2 separate regions of the Homo sapiens genome follow, and region 1 is linked to region 2. The links are chromatin loops, found by intact Hi-C in ENCODE. Cell type or tissue: natural killer cell. All regions are shown on one strand. Links, peaks and the distances in the headings refer to the core of each region. The heading gives the core; the rest is flanking DNA.

What was found. Peaks named below come from ENCODE experiments on the same cell type or tissue, not always from the same donor. Only the 100,000 strongest peaks of a DNase experiment are listed, where the experiment ranks them.
Region 1: a loop joins it to region 2, with 9 times the contacts of the local background. A loop is called at or near these places in 2 of 110 quality-filtered maps.

Annotation. Positions count from the first base shown.
Region 1 is chr2:12,962,393-12,970,740 of GRCh38, reverse strand. LOC100506474 (a long non-coding RNA gene) reads left to right here. Exons shown (of 6, transcript NR_038434.1): 6 at 2,708-3,959. Among named protein-coding and RNA genes, the nearest start is that of MIR3125, 230 kb to the right of the region's middle. In natural killer cell, for the core only: no CTCF peak of the experiment used is centred there; a DNase peak (open chromatin) is centred at 5,120; H3K27ac peaks cover 672 bases.
Region 2 is chr2:12,705,437-12,713,784 of GRCh38, reverse strand. LOC124905974 (a long non-coding RNA gene) reads left to right here. Exons shown (of 2, transcript XR_007086222.1): 1 at 1-5,259. Among named protein-coding and RNA genes, the nearest start is that of TRIB2, 7.3 kb to the left of the region's middle. RefSeq lists a cis regulatory region at 7,631-8,110. In natural killer cell, for the core only: no CTCF peak of the experiment used is centred there; a DNase peak (open chromatin) is centred at 4,454; H3K27ac peaks cover 2,877 bases.

The DNA of each region.
Region 1 (8,348 bases), core at 126-8,125, 260 kb before region 2:
ATTGTCTTGATAAGAATTCAAGCTCCCTCTATTCCCACTCTTAAACAAATTGAGTGAACTCAGGTGAGTCACTTGATTTATTAGTTTCCTATTTTTGTTATAACAAATTACTAAAAACTGAGGTGCCAGCAGGACTTAGTTCCTTCAGGAGGCTCTAGCAGAGATTATTTTTCCTTGCTTTTTCCAACTTCTAGAGACTGCCCACATTCCTTGGCTCATGTTCCCACATCGCTCTGACCTCTCTTTCATCATTACACACAGTCCTGACTCTGACCTTCTTGCCTCCCTCTTTATAAGGACTCTTGTGATTATATTTGGCCCACCTGGATAATCTAAAACAAGCTGCCCAACTCAATTTTCTTAAGTTAATTGTATCTGCAAAGTCCCTTTTGCTAAGTAAAGTAACGTATTCAGAGGTTCAAGGGATTAGGATGTGAACATCTTTGGGTGGAGCAGCCCCTTTTTCAGCCTAAAACACTTGGACAAGTCATTCTCCACGGCCTCAATGTTCTCATCTGGTCATGGGAGTAATAATAGCTATATCATAGCTTTGTTATGAAGTTTCTGTGAGTTAAATATAGGTGGTATTTACAACAATGTCTGACACTGAGGAAGCTCTCTATAAGCAACAGCTATTGCTACTCTCATTATCATTACAGCTTCACCTGGCTTACTAAATGGGAAGTAACCATCTAAACTCATATTTGGCTGCACATGAATTCTGAATAAATCATTCATTTTTAAATAATTGATAATTTTTATATATTTTGTCACTATTCATGCATAGTAAACATATCAAACTGCCAAGAAACAAGTGTCTGGTTAGAAACCTGGTTGAAATTGTGCAAATATAGAAAAGGGGCTAAAAATGAACTTTTAATAAATATAGTCCATGCACAGTGGCTCAGGCCTGTAATCTCAGCACTTTGGGAGGCTGAGGCAGGCAGATCACCTGAGGTTGGGAGTTTGAGACCAGCCTGAACAACATGGAAAAACCCTGTCTCTACTCAAAATACAAAATTAGTCAGGCGTGGTGGTGCATGCCTGTAATCCCAGCTACCTGGGAGACTGAGGCAGGAGAATCATGTGAACCCAAGGGGGGTGGAGTTTGTGGTGAGCCGAGATTGTGCCATTGCACTCCAGCCTGGGCAACAAGAGTGAAATTCCGCCTCAAAAAAAAGAAAAAAATTAAACTTAACAGAACACATCCTGAGTGCTTACCAGGTGACCCTGTACAGCTTACTTTCTCATACATTGTCTTATTTATCGCTCCCAAAGTCCTCTCTTATTGGTGACTTCCTCATCAAAGTACACATTATTATTTTCATCTTACAAATGAGAAAAACAGAACTCCAAATGGTTGAGGATACTCAGGTCCCAAAGCAATTCAAGTCAGTCTCACGATGAAAAGCCTGCTCTCATCCCATCCAACTGGATTGTCATAAAAGGAATTTTTATCAAACAACTTCCAGCATATATTGCAGTTTACACTTTCACTTGCCTTGTTTGTGTGAAGAGAAGTCATAAGAATATTCTTCCCTCAATTTCTCCAAATAAATACGAAGGGAAAAATCTAGTGCAGTCAGGATGGCAATCTTACAAGCATGGCCCTTGGTAGCCCAACCTGGAGACAGCCCGAAGAGGCAGTCCTCTAAAAGCTCTGAAAATAGGTAGGCAAGTCTTAAAGTCAAAAAGGCACTCAGTCCACGTCAACTAATTGCATTTTAGAAAAGTGAGTATAAATAAAGGATTTATTGGTGGGCACAAGGCAAGTGGGGTATGTGGAAACCTGTTTTTACCAGCGTGGGCAGTTACCAGCCTGAGTGGTCCTCACAAACGCAGACATCGAGCCCACTAGGTCAGGGTTTGGATACGGTGTTGTTGCGTACAGGATTCTTTAGGGTTTAGAGGAAAGAAAAGAAAGTGAAAAGCAAACCCAGAGGATACTTGGAGAGCGGCTGAGACTAATAAAGAGTAGGAACATCTTTCATATTACTTTGTTATTTGGAAAATGTTATCAAAAACCAAAGGACACATGAATTCAGGAAAAAGTGACAGCTATATTAAGTTTTTATATAATTTAACTCATACAATGAAGCTGAGAGTTTATTACTCCCATTTTACAGATGATAAAGCTGAGTCTCTGGGATATTACATTGGTGCAAAAGTAATTGCGGTTTTTGCCATTAAAAAAATGACAAAAAAACACAATTACTTTTGCACCAACCTAATAATTAACTTTGCTGAGATCACAAAGCCGGTAAGTGACAGAACTAGAAACAGAGTCTAGGTATTCTTGCTCTGAATCCAACATAATTGCAGAAACATCAGGTGTGTGTTTGCCTCCAAAATGTTCACCAGTCTTTCTTACCATTGTGGTATCTATAGATAGAGTTCAAAGGTATGAGAAAGGGTGTTTATGAATGGCTTGTTAATGGAGGTATGAGCAGAGTGAAGGGAACCGATGAGGCACAGCTACACCCTAGCTCCAGAGCCTGGCAATAGCGGGGAGCAGCTACTGCCTGTAGGCCTGGAAGGGAGAGAGGAGGAAGCAAAATTACAGAACCCTGGAGTGCTGGAGCCCTGAGAGAAGGGTGCCCCACAGAATCTGAGTGTTGGCAGAGATGTAGCTACTTTCAAGCCATGGGCCTGAGGCGGACAGGGGTTGTGTGGATAAACCCTCAGACTTCTCTTTTCCCTTGTTCAGTGTCCCTCTAGGTTCTCTGATTGGCTGAAGCTACTCTAAGCCAAGAGATCAAAGAAGCTGATAATGTAGAATGTAAGTTTGTCTCCTGGGCCACAATGGAAAGCAGAGACTGTAGCTGGAGGAGTGAATAGAGGATATGCAGCTCTGGTAATTCTCAGTACAATTCCCAGTGGTCCACTCTGCAGAATGAACCAAGTTCCATTTTGCCCAACTTCTGGCAGTCCACATTTGGACTGTGAGCTCACCTACAGATAAATCGTACGTGGATTGATGCAGTAACTGGATTTGTAGCTGCTAAATCTTATTTAAGTGAGGACCTGTCCAGTACATGTGAAGACCACCCATCCACTGAAAGTGATAAGTGAAGCTGAATCAATACTAGACTGAATCAATACTGAGCTGAATCAATACTTTCCCAATTTTGAGGAAATCTTGGAAAATCTCTGAGAAATGTGGTAGTAATTATTTTGAAGAATTGGAAAACTTTATAGCTGATTATGCTATGTGTGGAAGATACAACAGGATTATAAGAGAGAGAAGACAATATCCTTGCTGTGTCCAGAAGGCTTTAGCCGGGGTGTCCTACTGAGAGATGACAAACTTAAGGTTTTTCTCTTCCCAGACATTACTGGACAACTAGCTATGTAATTAGGTCTTATGCCGAAAAGACTGAAAGGAAAACATCTCAGATCTAGGAATGTGATCAAGAAAGAAGGCTGGTTAAAGAATAACATGGGGAAAATGAATGCAGTGAAATGGTTCACGCACAAGTTCTAGGAATTCAGAGTGCAACAGCAGAAATGCGATTTTTGTTAGATATTTCAGAAAGTGATGTGAGTCCCTGAGGTCATACTGCAGCGTTCAGGTTCTGTTTGGCCTCCTGCACGAAGCTTTCCTTGATTGGAAAAGCTGCATACTCTGAAGCACATCGCATGTGTCCTGTCTGTAGTTCATTTCATTTCCCCAGATTTGTTATCATCCACCATCACTCATACAAGCCTACCTTCTTCATGCCAACCTTTGTAATCTTTCTACCTTGCTAACCTGGTCATGTCAAGGACCAGCTAATAAATAGCAAAGTTGTACCTTGAGCCAAGGTATCTTGACTCTTAGTCCAGTGCTCTTTATATACCTCTGAAGTCTTATTTGAGCTTCAAAATTATGAGTCTGTGCTCTCAAGATTTTTTTGAAAATGTACTTAATGTTGCCCCTAAGCTTTTATGAGAAATAATAAAGTTCTTTCCAGATTGAATATCTAATAACTCCATTTCATTTTATGCTTTCTCATGTATGGATGTCTATAACTGGAATGCTATTTGGGCTACTGAGATATTTTCTTAATTCTCTGTTTTGTGTTAGTTCTTTTTGTTTGTTTATTTGACAACCATATTTTTGCACCTGAGATAAATCTGGCATTCTATTCAACTTCAATTTCAAAGAGAATCTGAGAATGTACTGGTAGAACGATATTTGAATACTAATATCTTGGAAATACAGAAATAAGTATCATACATTTTGTTACATTCTGTTTGTGTACAAATAATATAAAAATCAATGAATGAGAATTTCATATTTGAATTGTATATGGATTGATGCAATAACTTGATTTAGACAATACTTTTTATGAAGAAAGGTAAAAACAATAAAAATATAGAATTGCTTATAGTTTTGTAACATATATGGTCTAGATACTGTTTATATAACAACAATCCCAAACTCTCCATGCAATTCAGGCAAAACTTATTTGTCCAGATATTTGGCTTTACTGCAGTAGTAAATTTTCAATTTGATGAAATAGTCATTTACAGAAATGTAGATCAGTTATTTGAATTTGTTTGTTAATTCAGGCAAGATTGTTAATCTGGCAGTACAACTAAATATCTAAAGTGAAGCAGACCATGTTCTAAGAAATTTACACTTCATGTAGGTCAGATCATGTGATATGATAATTGTCTGCAAATATCTGAAGATATATCACCTGGAAAAGGGCCAGAAATATTCTCCTTGGCTGTAAATTTCAGGGATAGAGCTAAAAAAGCTGAAGTCAGAAGCCATCAGATTTTAGGTCCCTGCAAGCAAAAATTATCTAAAGAAATTGTTAAAAGCAGAATTAACTTCCTGTGGAAGTGGTGAGTTCTTTATCACAGGAGGTGTTAAAATAAAATGCAGATGTATCTCCTTCTATGATTTATACAATTTTAGTTTTGGAAGTAGAGATTGAGCTGCCTGAAGAAAAAACAGAATGTATTAATCACTGCTCATTTTCTTCCATGCTGTGTTCTAAATATATAATTAAACTCTTGTGTATTAACAAGCAAAGGGCTTTTCAGAAAAAAAAATTATCTCTGAACACAGAGGAAACCAATTCAACTGTACTCAGAGTAGGAAGGAAACAGACATGATGATCTCATTGTTGTATTTCTAGGAAAGATGAGTCATGCAGTCTGCTCAAATTCAGGGTAGCTGGAGGGAAGATGGACATCAATGATGCTTTCTTCCTTTTTAATAGAGACCAGGGTCTCAAGTTTCTTTTAAAATAAAAAGGAGGAAAGCACTTAGAAATTAGCCTAAATCAAGAAAATTTCAGAAGAATATTCTGGAAAATATAAGTATAAATAAATCTGTTTCAACTTGAAATTAATTGAATTGGGTGTGGGGTGTGCGGGGTGGGGGGCGCGGTGGATGGGAAGGAGGGGTCATAGAAACTATCCGAACTCACAGGATCTCCTGTTTCTAACTCTAGCCAGCCATCATCCCTGAGATCAATTTCAATTTCCCTTTGATTTGCTTGCAAGGACAAAGAACCAGTTCAGAGAAGTGAAGGGCTGGGAGGGAGAGGGAGGGGCCATAGGCAAAGGACACTAAAGCAGAGGCACATGCTTTTTTAGGAATAGCATTTTTTCAGTTGGGTAGTAGAGTATGGAAGCCATGGCTCTCCGGAAGTTTCTTTCTTTCTAAATGTCTCCAAACTACATGCCATGGTTTTATGATTCTATAAACTAGCATTCACTGAAAGTCCACTGTGGACCAGGCACTGTGAAACAGATTTATGGATGTGAAATTGCCAAGCTTCTTAAATGGTATTCAGTTTCTAAATTTTGAGAGAATGCTTTTGTGTTGATAGCCTTGGCCATACCCTTTCTACAAAGTTGGGGTACTTCCTACTACTAAGAGAAAGAAAAGGTAGTAATGTTGACCTTTTATAGATTGCGAGAAGATGTGAAAGTTACATTTTTCTCAATACTCCACTTGATCAAATAACAAGTTGAAAATATATTTTAGATTCTGCTTGCTATATTTGCTTGCCAAATTATCAGTCTTATGATAAAGAGTTAAAATCGGGGGTAAAAATTTAACAATATTTAAAGACAGTATCCATATAACTTTCCACTGAAGTCTTAGTAAATATTAAGTAGATTAATAAATTCCTGGGGTTTTTAAAAGGATTGTAATGTAGGTCAATACTTTTTTCTTGAGTTAGTAAACTCAAACCTAGCAAGGACAATGACTTGTTCAAGGTTCCACCTAATTAATACTTGGACAATTGGGTAAAATGTAGAAGTTATAGATATAGTAATATGTGCAAGGTATCTTAATTACATTATCGTACCCACTTGTAAAATTAGTTTTATTTTTATTAAAATTATACTTGCATATAATTGAAATTGTAGAACAGTTCAATAAAGAACGTTGAAAACAATTATTTTTAGTTCTCAGAGATACTCAGTTTTAACTCTTAATATATTATTTTTATAGCTTCTTTTATAGCCTCAAAATATGTTAATATTTCTACTCTTAAATTTTCAATTCTGGTATTTTGGTTTAGGGCCATACTCTGATAGCTTCCTGAGATGTGACGAGTAACATTGTTCAGAAATTAGATTTCTGATAGTGTCTTTACTCTATACTCATACTTAATTGATAATTTGCCTGAATATCAAATTCAAGGGTGAAAATCAACTTCTGAAAATGTCAAATACATTTTTCACTTTATTTTAACTTCCAATGTTATTGATGAGGAAGCAATGACATTTTGATTTTTGTACCAATTTTGGAAGTCCACTTTTTTCTGCATGGAAGCTTATCCTATCTTCTCTGCCATCAATCCTGAAATCTCAGATGATGTATATTGTGGAAAGCCTATGGCTGTATTTTCATCTGTTTTTCTGGGTGCATGGTGGGCCCTGTGAAAATTCTTATTATTCAGTTCTGAAAATACCTCTTGATTTATTCCTCGGATGATTTCCTTGCCTCTGTTTTTCCAGTCTCTCTTTCTGAAGCTCCTGTTATTCAGATGTTGAGAAATCTCTATTCCTCCTGTACTTTTCTAATCCTCACCTCCTATTTTCTACTTTGACTTTTTGTTCTAATTACTTAGCTGCTTCTTCTTATTAATCTTTTTTTAAGTTTTTTATTTCTGCCATCTTGTTTTTAATTTCCAAAGCTTTATTTAATTCTCTAAAAGTTTCTTTTAAGAACAACCTACCACTGTTTCATGAATACAGCATTTAAACAAATTTTCTCTGGTGATAATAACTTCATTTTTTAAATGTTTTCTTTGCCCTGAAAGGAGTCATAGTTTCAGTTTTCTCTAAGTTACTAAGTTTTTACCAGTTGGTTTTGTCTTCATTTCATATTGAATGCATTTCTCAGGACTGGTGATTCCTGGTGATTGCTGTTTAAAATCAGGGCACCAAAAAACAGAACGGAAGTTGTGTGGTGTTTGGTCTGACCATGGTCTTGCTCTGCCTTCTCAACTAGATGTTCTATGAAAATTAATTCCTAATTCCCTCAGGAGTCTATCTACATAATGAATTAATTTCTCTTCTATGAAACTAGAATATACTGTATGAGCAATACACTAATAATATTATTACTGATAATACACTAACGCGCCATGGGGAAATTTAGAAAATGGTCACCAAACTCATTTTCTGGAGACCATGGTTCAGATGAGGAAATCTGATTGAAATTATAATCTGACTGGGTCATTTTGTGGGGATCCTCCATTGTCAAAAACTTTAGCTCTTTTCTGTTGAGTTGCTCAGATTCCCAGGAAGCCTCTTAAAATCTTCTTGAAGGCTTGGTCTGGGTTAATAGCTAATAGTCCAAGAGAAAGAAAAGTGAAAAGTCCCACCATTGTTAAATCTTCAGCTAGCTCTCTGATATCTGTATATTATTCAACTGTGTCTTATGTCCCCCAGGTACAAGACTGTGCTTTACTTCTATAGAAAACAAACCACATTCTAGGGTTGGGGAGAAAAAAAGTAACCAGGATCCAGGAAGTGTGATAAAGTATGTATATCTAAATGCTTTTCAAATATAGGAACAATCACTCCTGTTTATAGTCCCATCTTTACCCCTTTTTAGACACACCTGGAAGCACTAATCCCTGGATCTCTTAGATTTATGCAATGTAAATGTGTTTGCTTCTGGGCTTTCTTAATTGCCAGCTTAAAATGTGGCTTCCTTCATTTGCCTTATACCTTCTGAAATTGCCTTCCTACTCTCACATTTTCTTTGCCCTTACAGTCCTTCCCACATGCTCTTTTACTATTGTTTAGATAGTGTTCTTAAAGGATTAACAAAGATAAACGTGGGTTAAGTCCATGTCTTTGGAACAATTCGGCTTGATGAGTAT
Region 2 (8,348 bases), core at 176-8,175:
TGGGAGGTGGAGGTTGCAGTGAGCCGAGATCACGCCACTGCACTCCAGCCTGGCAACAGAGCAAGACTCCATCTCAAAAAAAAAAAAAGCAGCCGTTACTATTTTACTATTGTTGTTGTTGGAATTCATCCACAGAAAGCAATCTAACATGAAGTAATAGTAATAGATAACATGTTTACAGTATTGGCAAGGTGTGTGGGAGTTGTTAAACATAGTTATAAGAATGGTCCTATACAGTATGCAACAATAATAAAATATGTGGCAATTAAAAAAGGATTATATAATTACAAGGGGATATATTTAAACCAGTCTACTCTGCAGTAGGACAAATCCAGTTGTCTTGGGTCAGTAACATGTTGTGCATGTTTTCTAGAACATTCTTTATTCTGCAATATATTTAGCTGCTCCTTCACTCACTCATTCACTTTATTGCTCATTAGTTCATTCATTTACAAACACACAGTGGGCCTCTGCTAAATGTGAAGCCCTAAACTAAGTGCTGTGTGTGTTGATCAAATAATAATAAATGCTTTTGGAGAAGAAACCATAAGACTACTATATCACTTTAAGGCCTTTACCATATGTGACAACATTTCCCGTGTTTCAACTCGGGCAGCAAGTCATGTGTAGGCTCAAAACTATTTGATAAACTTCTAGTTTAAGTTGTAGAGAGTTTCACGTCATGCTGATGTGCACGCAGACTGTGGCCTGCTGAACTCCAGAACATTCCATTCTCACTGACAGCTCTGTGAATGAAACCCTGAAGTTGTGCAAAATGCAGTTGTCCTGGTCTGTTTGGGCTGCTATAATAAAATATACGCTGGTGGCACATAAACAACAGAAATGTATTTCTCACAGTTCTAGAAGCTGGAAAGTCCAAGTCGAGGCATCGGCCCGTTTTGTGTCTGGTAAGGGCCAGAGTCCTGGTTCATAGATGGCACCTTCATACTGTTCTCACGTGGTGGAAGTGGCAGGACAGCTCTCTGGGGTCTCTTTTATAAGGACACTAACCTTATTCTTGAGGTCTCTGCCCTCATGACCTATCACCTCACAAAGACCTCATGTCCTAATACAATCACGTTGGTGATTATGTTTCAACATGTGAATCTGGGGGGACACAAGCATTCTGACCAAGCAGCTGTTAGAGCCTTAGACATAAACCCATTGGCCTGAAATTCAGGAACTTCCCAACAACTTCGTCTCTCACTTTTGGTTACCTACCGGCCAGCTGCTCATCACCCCATGGACTCCAGGCTCCTACTTTTGTGTTTATGACTTGGATCATTTCCTCCTGCGTATTTGGTGCCTCCATGTTTCCCTGGAATCTTTTCCAGGATGTTCCCTTCACCTGGCTGCACTCCCTCAGTTCAAGGTTACATTCCCCAGTTCTCTTATTTGGCTATGTGGATGTGTCAGGTTTTAAATGACATGTTCAAAATCCAGGTGACATGGTTGTGCTTGGACAATAATGAAGAGGTTTGTGGTGTTAATGCCTGAGCTCCAATCTAGATACTCCTGATGATGGAATCTACAGATTGCCTAGTGTCAGTCAGTAAAGGTAGCCAAGAAGATAAGTGCTCCCACTTACTGCTTCATGCAAGATTTAACCAATCCATGAATGGGAAACCCAATCAGGATACATCCTGCTCTGTAATGTTTTAGAAGGTGCCATATCTTAAACTGAGTCCTTCACCATTGCCTTAGTTCTACTGTTAGTGTTACATTACTTTGCATTCAATTTCATACTCCCTTGCTGCCTTCCTTGAATGTTCTGCTAACTTATGAAGAGGTTCTGTCATCCATTTGTGTAGGTAGAGAAGAAGGAAGAGGTTCAGGGAAGAGGTGCACACCTTCATAGCTGCAGCCACTGGTCCACGTGATCCACATGATCCTTTGCTTTGAAGATAGTCATGCTGCCTAGCTGCATTTCGGTGGTGATGGAGTCAGTGACTTGCTGCTATGCTTTGGCTCGTGTTGACTGTGTTAACTCCTTGTCATAAATTGCCCCATCACTTTGAGAATATTCTCTGTTACTAACTTTAATAATAGTTGTATTTTAATTATGCCTTTTGAATGCTAGACCAGCTACTTTCTTTCTCTCTAGTTCTTATACAACCCTTTGAATTATTACTCCATTTTATGGATTGAGGAAACAGGACCCAGAGAGACTAATTAATTTATTCCATGGTAGCCCATTACTCAGTGGCCCTGGAGGTCATGTGTATGTGCATGTGTGTGTATGTGCATGTGTGTGTATGTGCATGTGTGTGTATGTGCATGTGTGTGTATGTGCATGTGTGTGTATGTGTATGTGTGTATTGAGAAGAAAGGGGGCAGGAGAAAAGTTTATTCTGAAACTATATGATTATTTTTTACTATATCACATTACTTGTCATTAGGCTTTCTAGAGTTGACTGAACCTTTGGATTGAATGGCCCACGTAAAATCCTTCCATAATGGTGATTTCCATTCTCAATTTTTTTAACAGCTCGTGTTGGAGAAGCAGCTGCTTATTTACAAGGTATTTTTTAGTAGTACCTATTAAAAGGTCACCTTTTAGATGTCACCTTTTTATGCAGATGTACTTCCCTGTTTTGCAGTGGTTGATGTTGTATTTACATGCAATTCTACTCACAGGGCCCCAATGCATGATCCAATCATTGTCTTCGATTTAGAATGCTATTTGGACACAGTAGGTCATAGAGGAGGAAAAGGGACACAAGGAGAAAGTGCAGGGGAGACAATAGGGAGTGGCAGGAAGGAGAACTGTATCATACAAAAATTGCAGGACTTTCCACTTGAGTGACCTATGCCTTTTTGCTTGTTTGTTTGCTCACTTGCTTACTTTACCATGGCTAGGCTGGGGATGTGTTTTTGTCTCTGGATAAATTGTCCACTGGGAAAAGACCAGGGTATAAATACAGAAGAAATAGTAATATTAGCACCACTTCTTTCTAGGCCCTGGTTTTGTAACTCTTCTTCTCATACAGGAAAATAGCTCTTGTGTGCTCACAAGTGAAATGAGATACAAGAAAATTTTGTTGTTGTTCTTAGAGTAGGGTGGGAAACCCAACATATGGGAATTTTCTGAGTGTTGCAAATTGCCTACCGTCCTGTTAAGTATTGCTGAGCAGCTAATAAAAAAAGTAAAAACAGGTAAAATGAAGCAGCTAGTCCAGGAAGTGCTACAAATTTACATATTATGTAGAGTGCTAGGTTACTGTAAATGATTCCATTTGAAGGGTGTTCTGGTAAATCTAGTGCGCGTTCCCACACCTAGCACACAGACCTCAAAGGAGCAGACAGACCTGGGTCCAGACCACCCCTGGTTTCACAAGCTTCAGAGGCCTTGAATGGTATTTAACTTCCCTGACCATCGTTGCTCTTGGATGGAATGGAGATAATAATACCTTCCTTATGAAGAAAATAGGCAAAATCAAATTATCACTTAAGATTCCCTTCAGCTTTTACAATATAACCTTTAGTGTGGGAAAATCAGGCATGTAACAAGTAGACCAATATCTGAACACCGATGCATTGAGATTCCATCCAATTTGGGCACCAAATCAATCATCAACTTGGCCTTGGATGACCCTGAGAACTCAGATTAAGGTTGAAGAGAATTAATATGTGTACCAGGCTTGCCAATTTAACAAACACCCTTATGCATTTTGTCTTATTTAATCCAAACAACAACTCCTTAAAAGAGGTTTTGTTATTAGCCTCAGTAGAAGAAACCTGCGTCTCAAGGAATTTACTAGCCCGTGAACACAAACCTGGTCATTCTAGTGGAAAATCCTGCAATCTTTGTATGATACAGTTCTCCTTCCTGCCACTCCCTGTTCTCTCCCCCTGCACTTTCTCCTTTTGTCCCCTTTGCTCCACTTTTTATTACCTTCTGTGTCCAAATAGCATTCTAAATCTAAGACAATTTTTGGATCATGCATCAGGGCCCTGTGCATGGAATTTGATGTGAATGCAACATTAGCCATCGCTAAACAGGAAAGCATGTCTGAACAAAAAGGTGACATCTGTAGGATAGTGGTTTCTGATTTGTGAGTCCTGGATCCTCAGGTGGACTGTAGTAGAGCAAGTGTAGCATGGAGTCTCAGCTCTATGTAAAGTAATCTACTCAGTAGACTATGGATGGAATAAACAATCTGGCTCACCCATATCTCCACATTCTCATTACAAATATTTACACCTGCTTTTGTGGTTAATAAAATACAAAAATGTAGACAAATAACAGATTTCATATTTTTTCATTTAGGCAGTTAAAAACTATAATTTCTATACTCTGGACAATATGAAATTTGATATCATTCAAATTTCACATGATTCAATAAAAGAGCTTACTAACAAATGTGAGTTAGACAGGATTTTGACTCCAGGAAGTAAACAGCTTTCTAAATGGCACAGCTGCTCAGTGACTCCAAGGTGTGATCTCTGACAGACCCTGGGGAAACCACATCTAGAAAAAAGCTGAATGCAAAAGTCAACCAACTATCATTAAATAGGCCAAGCATTTGCCTGAGTACTTCCTCTGAAGTTCAGTAGCTGTATGGCCTTAGGTAAACTCTATAATATCCTTAAATCTTACTTTTGGCTTCTTTAAAATGACACAATAATAGTACAGACCTCATAGAGTGATTGTCAGGTTTAGATGGTCCACAGGTAAAGTGCTCACTTTCTGTCTGGTTGGCAGTGAGTGTAGGCTCTTACCACCACCACGGCCAATATTAATATAAACACATTAGTTAAACTTCTCTTTCTCCTCCTGTGATGGTTAATACTAGATGCCAACTTGATTAGTTTGAAGGATGCCTAGATAACTGGAAAAGTATTGTTTTGGGGTGTGTCTGTGAGGGTGCCAGAGGAGATTAACATTTGAGTCAGTGGACTGAGAGAGGAAGACCCACACTCTATGTACGTGGGCACCATCCAATTGGCTGCCAGCCCCGCGTGGCTAAAACAAAGCAGACAGAATAAGGTGGAATAAGCTGGTTTTCTGAGTCTTCCGTCCTTCATCATTCTCTCGTGCTAGATGCTTCCTGCCCTTGGACATCAGACTGCAGGTTCTTCAACCTTTGGACTCTTGGACTTGCACCAGTGGTTTGCCAGGGGCTCTCGGGCCTTTGGCCACAGACTGAAGGCTTCCCTACTTCTGAGGCTTTTGGACTCAGACTGAGCCACCACTGGTTTCCTACCTCCTCAGCTTGCCGAGGATCTATCATGGGACTTCCTTTACCTTGTGATAGTGTGAGTCAATTCTCCTTAATAAACTCCCTTTCATATATACATATATCCTATTATTAATAGTTCTGTCATTCTGGAGAATCCTAATTAACACCTCCCCTCTCCTCTCTCTTTCTCCCCTTGCCTCTTTCTCCTCACTGAGCCTGTGCAAGGCAAGAAAGTTAAGGATGTGCTATGATCTCGTGTCTTCTGGCTGCTCTCAGCCTGATGGGAGAGGCACAAACCTCAACATACGGGTATGACATACAGAAGGCATGGCAAGGATTCTCAGCCAGAAAATGGGGATTCATCAGGGCCTGGCAGAGCCTCTCTTCCAGGCCAGCCCCACGTGCTGCTAACATGTTCCTTTTCTCTAAGTTCACTAAAATTCCTCAGGGAAACAGACAAAGCACACATAAGACTGGGAAAACATCCCATTGTAGGAAGCTCATCTCCCTTCCAACCAGGGACCCTTGCTAGGTCATCTCAGACAAAAAAAAAAAAAAGAAAAAAGTTTTACCCTGATGCTATAAGAAAAGCCCTACGTCCCCAGATGATGAGAGAATCATTCTGCATTGCAGACCAAAGTGTTCCATCCACAGCCTGCCAGCATCTGGGGTACAGGGACTCTTGGAGTTTGTGATATTATGAAAGAATCCTGGTTAGCTTTGTGCTCGGGCCAAAGGAGGCTTTCTTGATTAGTTAGGTATCCAGGATCCCAACTAGGGTATGGAGAGCCAGGCACTTGTCTCAGGTGCAAAAATTGAAAGGGGGAGCTAAAAAAAAATCAGTAATCAAGACAAATATTTTCATACAATATTTTAAAAAATAAATATTAAGGCAAAAAACTCTGATGAAAAACCCATCAAGATTTTAAATAAATAGAGTGAATCAGTATGATGGATTTAACTTTTGCCACAGGCTCCAAATATCTGGCCTGGCCATCTTATTGATTCCATCTCACTCCCTAGGGAGGAGCAAAGAAGGAAGGTTCCAGGAGGTAATACATTTTTCTACATTAAGTTTATGACAAGCACTTTGCAACCACTACCTCATATCTTCCTTTTGGTAACGGTGAAATACAGGGAGGATTAACCCCATTTTATAGACAAGAAAAACTGAGATTCAACAAGAACGAGTTACTTTTGTTGGGTAGAGACAAAATTGAAATTCAGATGTGTCTGAGCCCATGGCCTATAGCAAACTTGTCCAACTCGTGGCCCATGGGCTGCATGCGGCCCAGGATGGCTTTGAATGAAACCCAACACAAATTTGTAAACTTCCTTAAAATATTATGAAACCTTTTTTAAAAAGCTCATCAGCTATCATTAGTTTAGTATGTTTTATGTGTGGCCCAAGACAATTCGTTTCCCAGTGTGGCCTAGGGAAGCCAAAAGATTGGATACCTCTGGCCTATAGCTTTGTCATGCTATTGTGGACCTACTTAGTCGACTACACTACTTGGCTCAGTCTTGTCAATGACAGGACTATTCTGCTTCTGCTGCCGTAATAACATGGCACAGCCTGGGGGCTTAAAGAGAAATGTATTTTCTCACAGTTCTTAAGGCCGGAAGTCCAAGGTCAAGGTTTCAGCAGGTTTGGTTTCTCCTGAGGCCTCTGTTCTTCGCTTACAGATGGCTGCCTCCTTGCTAGGTCCTCTTAGGGTCTTTTTCTCAGTGCCTGAGCATCCCTGGTATTTCTTCCTCCTGTTGTGGGGACACCAGTCCTATTGGATTAGGAACCACCCTTACGATCTATTTTAACCTTACTTGCCTCCTTATAGGGCTCTATCTCCGAAAATATAATCATATTGGGGGTTAGGGTTTTGTGATAAGAATTTGTGGTGGGTCACAGTTCAGTCCATAACAAACAGTTACTCTGCTTTGGGACTCTGTTACTATAGACATCACAGGGGCTGTGTGTATCATTGCCCTCAGAATTGATAATCGAGTTGAGGTACATAATATTTGCATAAAGTAATTCTACTGCAAAGCCAACAGTAGATACTACAATTAATTATCAAATATAAAATAAATGAAGGCAGGGAATGTTATTTGCCATTTTATCCTTGAGAATACCCCTTGGCACAGAGTAGGGCATATATGTGTGTGTGTGTGTGTGTGTGTGTGCATATGTGTGTGTGTATATGTGTGTGTGTATATATGTGTGTGTGTATATATATGAATACATATAATATATATGTATTCATATATATATATTCTTCTTCCATATATATATATATTCTTCTATATATATACATATATATTTTCTTCTATATATATACATATATATATTCTATATATATACATATATATTCTATATATATACATATATATATTCTATATATATACATATATATATTCTATATATATACATATATATATATTCTTCTATATATATACATATATATATATATTCTTCTATATATATACATATATATATATGGAAAATTCAGAGAAGAAGAAGAATCTTGCCAGCCAGGAAAACAAGGAAGGAACACTTTTGAACTGGCCTTGAAATTTGAGTAGACTATCAGCAGGTCAAGATAGAAGAGTGTTTCTAAGAGAAGATAGTGCGCCAAGCCCTGGAGGCAGGAAGACACAGGTCTGCTGAGATAAGAAACAGCAGTTAGGTCTGTCTGAGGTAGAGACAGAAGCTGCAGAGAACAAACACAAGGCTGTAGTCAGACCATGAAAACATGTAGTTATTGAAATAAAACCCTAGGACTTCACTCCTCTAGCCAGATGCTCCCGTGGCTTCTAGATGAAAGATCCTTATGAGCCAGAAATCACATGGGGTGGTAGAAAGTGCAGTAGACTGGAAGCTGAGCTAGTTGAATTGTATTCTTCTTTTATACACTTGTATTAGTTATGTATTGCTACATAACATGTTATCCCCCAAAACTTAGTGGCTTAAAAAAAATCATCATCTCTCTGGGTCAGGAATCCAGTCATAGCTTAGCTAAGTCTTTTGCCTCAGAATCATTCACAAGCATGTAATCAAGGTGTAGGCCAGGCCCGTGCTCTCATCTGAAGGCTCAACAGGGGAAGGATCTGCTTCCAAGGTCACTCATATAGTTACTAGCAGGATTCAGATTCTTGAAAGTTGTTGAA